Regions from separate parts of the Homo sapiens genome. Here region 1 is linked to region 2. Evidence: chromatin loops called from intact Hi-C (ENCODE). Cell type or tissue: A673. All regions are shown on one strand. Links, peaks and the distances in the headings refer to the core of each region. The heading gives the core; the rest is flanking DNA. Region 1 has its middle 10 kb from the start of OSTM1-AS1. Region 2 overlaps SESN1 (sestrin 1).

Region 1 (2,922 bases), core at 189-2,688, 960 kb after region 2:
GGGAAGCTAAGAGCTAGGGTTCCCCAAGGCTCCTAGCTGCTGAGCGGGTACCGGCAACCAGCAACCCGCCGACGCAAAGGCGAGAGGCTGCGTGCGCGCTGGGAGCGGAAGGGGCTGGAACGCAGACTCAAGTCCTTGCCAAGGCCGCGGTCGATCCGTGGAAAGAGAAGTTGGAAATCGCAGGCAGGCTAAGCCTTTTTTTTTTTTTTAATGACACGTGGGGGGAAGGGCTGAATGTATGAAAATCATGTAAAATTTCTGTTCTTAGCAACATCCTTGTTATTAGGAATGATGACTAAACCGCCAGGATTATTCTGGACTGTAAGTTATCAAGAGCCCACTAATTTCACATTAAAGCCCATTGACTGCAACGGCGTGATTGAAGGGTTTTTAACAATTAACATAATCAGAAAATGAGCTGAGATAATTTTTATTCAACTCATTACTTTTTAATCATGTATTTCTTTTAATTAATATCTTCTCCGTGAACATAACACAAAGCGGAGCCCCAGTGCTGGCCCAAGCCAGCCTGCGGGACTGAATTTGACACAGCCAAACATTTCACCAGCAGCATTCATTGCATCTCTATTGTGGTGTGGGCGAAATAGAAAAATCTTGTCCAAAAGTCACCATGTTGTTTTGAAACACAATTTTAAAAACAGGGGAGGGCGTTGGGAGCGCACAAGCCATACGCTTTCAATTCGACTTGACTTTCATATTTGGGCGCCTCTCTTGGTTTGCAGCCAGAGGGACATAAATGGGAAGAAACAGAAGAAGAGGAAGAAAAGGCTTTTGGAGATGAATGTCCCATCCTGGCTTCGCAGGCGAGTGGGCTTTGGTTGTTTGCGCCTAGTACACTGGCTGGCTGGTGGGACAGCTGGAGGCACAGACCTCGGCCTTTGAGTCTTGGCCCCGCGGACAAACCTGGCCTAGACCGTCAGGGCTGAGACGCTCAGGCCCGTCCACCACCACCACCACGCCACCTCCTGGGCTCTGACCCAAGCAGGCGAAGTCCCTCGGCTCCCCAAGCCCGCCTGGAAGTGGGCGGTGATTGCGGGACCCTCTTTGGGCAGGATTCTGGATTACCGCTGCCGTGCGCACTACCTAGGCATTTGCATTGCAGCCTGGATGCCGTGACCTTGCCTGTCCCCCAGCACTTCCTAGTATTCCCAACCCGGGAGACTTGCTCCTATTCAAATGCCTCACATGTGGTGGAGAACGAGCATTTATCTGTGGCACAGGGGGTTCCAGCCTCCCCCATGGAGTGTCCAGTCTCCACTCGGGCGACTCCGACCCCGAGGCGCATCTCGCCCTTGGGCTGACCACGGCATCTCCCACACCTCCCAAAAAAGGCTGTTTCTGGACTAAGATCTCTGGCAGTAGGGGAGCCGCATCAGTCTCGGAAAAAAGAAACAAAGCCGACCCCTGGTGGAAGAAAACGAAAGTTTAAGAATATAAGGTTTGAGGGAATCGCATGCTTAAACTTCTGTACAAGAAAGAGTGGGGAAGAAAGAGGGAGTAGAGGGGAAGGAAAGGATAAATAACGAAAAGGAAAATTGGAAGACAGAGAACAGGAGAGGCTATATAGCAGATGGAATTCAGGTGGAGAAAGCTGGGAGGAATGAGGCTCAGAGAGACTGACCTTTTATGCCTTGATCAAGCTTGTTTCCTTAATCCTTGTGGCCTGGCCAGTGTCAGGGGTCAGGCAAGGACACCTAATTTTCAATTTCTCTCCAGTGTAAGTCTGGAAGTTCTGTGATTACAGAGGGCAGATCGAGGTTTCTGTTGGACATTGCAACTACTGTCTGCCTGCCCTAGAGAGCATCCAGAATCTTTCTTCTCTTTTTTCCAAACAAACCTCTACCTCCCATCTTGACCTCTCAGTCTTCTACAGGTGATGGCAACTAAGACAAAACTCCAATCTATAATGGCTAGAATACAAGCCCCAATCCTCTCTGGTATTTATCTGTTATTCAATTTTAGCAGGGAACATCTGGGGCACAGGTTGGAGCCCAAGGGATAGAGGAATTTCAGACACTAGAGCAAAACAGTGAAGGAAGGGCTGGGTGCAGTGGCTTATACCTGTAATCCCAACACTCTGGGAAGCCAAGGCGGGTGGGTCACCTGAGGTCAAGAGTTTGAGACCAACCTGGCCAACATGGTGAAACCCTGTCTCTGCTAAAAATACAAAAAAGAAAAAAAAAGTTAGCTAAATTAGCTGGGCGTGGTGGCAAGCACCTGTAGTCCCAGCTACTTGGGAGGCTGAGGCGGGAGAATCTCTTGAACCCAGGAAGTGGAGGCTGCAGTGAGCTGAGATGCACCACGGCATTCCAACCTGGGTGACAGAGTGACACTCCATCTCAAAAAAACAAAACAAAACAAAAACAAGGAAGAACCACTGTCCTGAAGCCTCTGCTGATGTCCAGAGCCAAGCAGTTAAAAAGAAAAAAGGAAAGAAAAAGTGACATCAGAGATAAGATCTCACTGGTGAGCGTATCACTGTCTACCTGGAGTGAGCACTTTGGGTTAATCAAGGAAGAGCAAAGGTGGCATTAGTGTGGCTGAGCTCCTTCTAAAGCCTCTCTTGAATCCACAATCACTATGTGCCTCCGTGTTTGCTCCCTCATCTTTCTACCTTCTCTCCCATACTCTCCTATGTGTACTGATATTCCACAGGGACTTCTTTCAAACCTCCTATTTCTTCTGCATCCATGTCAAGCCACAAGCATTTTCTTTTCTTGGAAACCACCCTAATCCATTCATTTATTGGAGGCTTACCCATCTTTAAGGTAAAGCTCAAATGCCACTCTTCCAAAAACGACTTCCTTGTCATTTCTTCCACCTTTAAACTCTCCTCATATCATAACTAACTTTTCCTTCAATTTTCTTCTTATATCATAACTACCTCATAAGGCAGTTAAT
Region 2 (2,922 bases), core at 171-2,670:
TCAGAATAGAGTGTGCTTCAGCTAGTGATAGTATGAGTCCAGTCTCGACTTCTTCCTACCTTTGCAACCATTCTCCAGATAAAGGAGCCTCACACCAGCCTGAACAATAGATGCTCTACCCCAGTGCCTGCCCCCTCACTAGGTGGGGCTCACCATGCCTCAGTGGGAGAGGCCTGCCTGGCTCTAGCAGCTTCTTCATCTTCCTCGTTCTTCCTTTCCTCCATGACTCTTGTCAACCATTATTCCTATGCAACTTTAGGAAATGTTTTACTTCCCATTCTTGGTACTAAAAGCAAAACAGCATTTGTCCAAAAGGTAGGAAATGGCAGTCAGCTTTCTTTTCATCATTTGATACTTCTCTAGTGAGCTGTGAGTCAAATCTCTTCTGTGTCTATGATTTGAGGGGAAAGAGAATTAAAAGCAAATCCCAAAACTTTAATGAGCATTGTCAAATGAATAAGGAGTGAGATTAAATATTAAGCAAACCCAAATTTTATTCAGATCACCCAAAGTCAAGTTGGTGTACTTTACTATCAATTTTGTGTTATTTATAAGGAACAGATGAAATAATTTTGTCTTTTTTCACTTTATAAACCATAATTCTTATGTATTTTGGCTATTGTAGAGCTACCCACAAATGATTACATAATTTATAGCAATTTATTTTAAAAATTTAACCCACTGAATACAATGTTGAGATGAGAGCTTTTCAATGACAGAGAAAGCTCTTGATTTTAGTAGAGAAACAAATTATCAATATTTATAATTTTCTCATTTCATTTTTAGCATCTTGGCCAAATGTTTTATTAAAATTAAACTATTTTTAATGTATATTTTAAATCTAGAAGGTATATACATATATACACACATATATACAGTTATGTGTTGCTTAATGACAGATATATTCTGAGAAATGCATTGTTAGGCAATTACATAATTGTGCAAACATCATAGAATGTACTTACACAAACATAGATGGTATAGCCTACTACATATCTAGGCTATTGCTCTTAGGCTACAAACCTCGATAGCACATTACTGTAATGAATAGGCAATTGTAACACAATGGTATTTGTGTTATCTAAACATAGAAAAGGCACAGTAAAAATGTTGCATGATAATTTTATGGGATGACCATAGTATATATGGTCCATTGTTGACCAAAATGTTATTATGTGACACGTGACTGTATGTCCCAATACTAATAGCGGTTATCTCTCTTGGCAGTGGTTTATGCTTTTCTTAATTTTTCCAAGATTTCTATAATGAGTTAATCTATTATAATGAGACCAAACACATGTCATTAAAAAGAAAATAAGTCAAAACACCACTTTCTATTCATAGAAGAGTGGCTTTTAAGGTAAGTAGAACTTCAGTAAACTGTACTCTCTGAAATGTCTCTTCTAATATGGTATATACCAACTTTTAAAGCTGAGATTTTTATTTAGAAATAACTTTCTTTCAAACACCTTGGCTGTTAATGAAGAATATTTTTTCCTAATGAGTTTTGCATTTGTGGGTTTTTTCCCCTTTGTGTTTACACTGAATAAAAATTTACTCCTAATTCTCAGCTTTTAGCTTTTATGAGCGCTAGATGGCACTCTTGCTCAACCAAAATCTAGTTTGTTGCCCATATTTTGGTGCTGTGGGTCTTAGGAGAAGACGGGTTTGCAATGTCACAACACTTATGTTTTTAAAGGGGGGTTGGGGAAAAGAGACCAAAGTTTCCAAGTTTAAATAGCCGAGCTTAACTGATTTAGTGTTTCCATCTATTGAGAAAATAACCATATAATAACAACGATAACAGTCATTCATTTCACAAATATTTTTTGAGCACCTACCATCTTTAGTACTGTTCTAGGTACTCATATGCACTAAAGGGAAAAATAGATAAAAATCACTACCCTCGTAGAGCTTACATTCAAATGCTTGGATTTTTTTTTGCAGGTGCCACTTTAAACTCTGTACATGCATTCACCCATTTAATAGGAGGCTGAGACACAAAGAGGTTATCTAATTTGCCCCTGTTCACCTAGCTAGTGCAGATGGCAGAGCAAGGATTCAAACTCAGACATTTGGTCTCCAGAGTTTATTTTGTTAATTTCAATACTATACTGCCTCTTGAAACTAAAAAAACAAACAAAAAAACACTTTATTTTTTATTCTATTGAATGCAAATAATAAAAATTTACCTATTTATAATTTTTTCTAAATCTGCTTAATTCAAATATCTTTGCCATTTTATTAAAAAAAAAATTGACTAGATAAAATGTCTGTATTTTTTGGTGATTCCGTAGTCAACTATCGTGTTGCCTTAGCTCTCTTTCAAGTCACAAACACAGCTGGCCTTAAGTATTTATTTAAGCATCTTTATATTCCTGTTTACTTTAAACTCCTTGAATTAGCCATGCAATAATTTGGGTATGTTGTATTAAGAGCTCTACCACATTATGGTTCAGTCATTGTATAATTAAACATGAGGCATCAAGAATCAAAAGTTACTGTTTTACTTGCCTGCTCTCTCCATTGTGTCATTTTACATTTTAGTAGTACTGTGTTTTGTTTATTAAAAAAAGTAAAATCAACAATATACTATGAAGCTGAAAAATGATACAGAAGCCTAAATCATTTCTTAGTCTAGAGATGCATTTCATGGTTTTTAGAGGGCAGAAGGAACAAATTTACCTTTCTCTAAAAACATGCGACTTGGGGAAATTATATGTGACTTAGGGAAATTATGCTTGTGTTTCTCAAGGACTGGAGTTATATTCAACAACATACTTGTTGTAAACTACTGACTATAGAAGGGAAATCACCCACTATACAATAAAAATATTTATGGCTAATTCACACATAGATAACCTATCATTGAAACTTGCCTTTCAGGAAGCTGAAATAATTAATTCTTAACAGCTAGCTAGG

Evidence for each region. Peaks named below come from ENCODE experiments on the same cell type or tissue, not always from the same donor. Only the 100,000 strongest peaks of a DNase experiment are listed, where the experiment ranks them.
Region 1: it touches region 2 in a loop (3-fold over the local background); 4 of 110 quality-filtered maps call a loop at or near these places.

The regions. Positions count from the first base shown.
Region 1 is chr6:108,112,142-108,115,063 of GRCh38, reverse strand. No RefSeq gene overlaps it. Among named protein-coding and RNA genes, the nearest start is that of OSTM1-AS1, 10 kb to the left of the region's middle. In A673, for the core only: CTCF peaks have their summits at 1,223 and 1,422 (motif pointing left); a DNase peak (open chromatin) is centred at 1,413; H3K4me3 peaks cover 1,209 bases; H3K27me3 peaks cover 2,206 bases.
Region 2 is chr6:109,072,234-109,075,155 of GRCh38, reverse strand. The region is part of intron 1 of SESN1 (sestrin 1); the gene reads left to right. Among named protein-coding and RNA genes, the nearest start is that of SESN1, 21 kb to the left of the region's middle. In A673, for the core only: CTCF peaks have their summits at 1,401 and 1,602 (motif pointing right); a DNase peak (open chromatin) is centred at 1,625.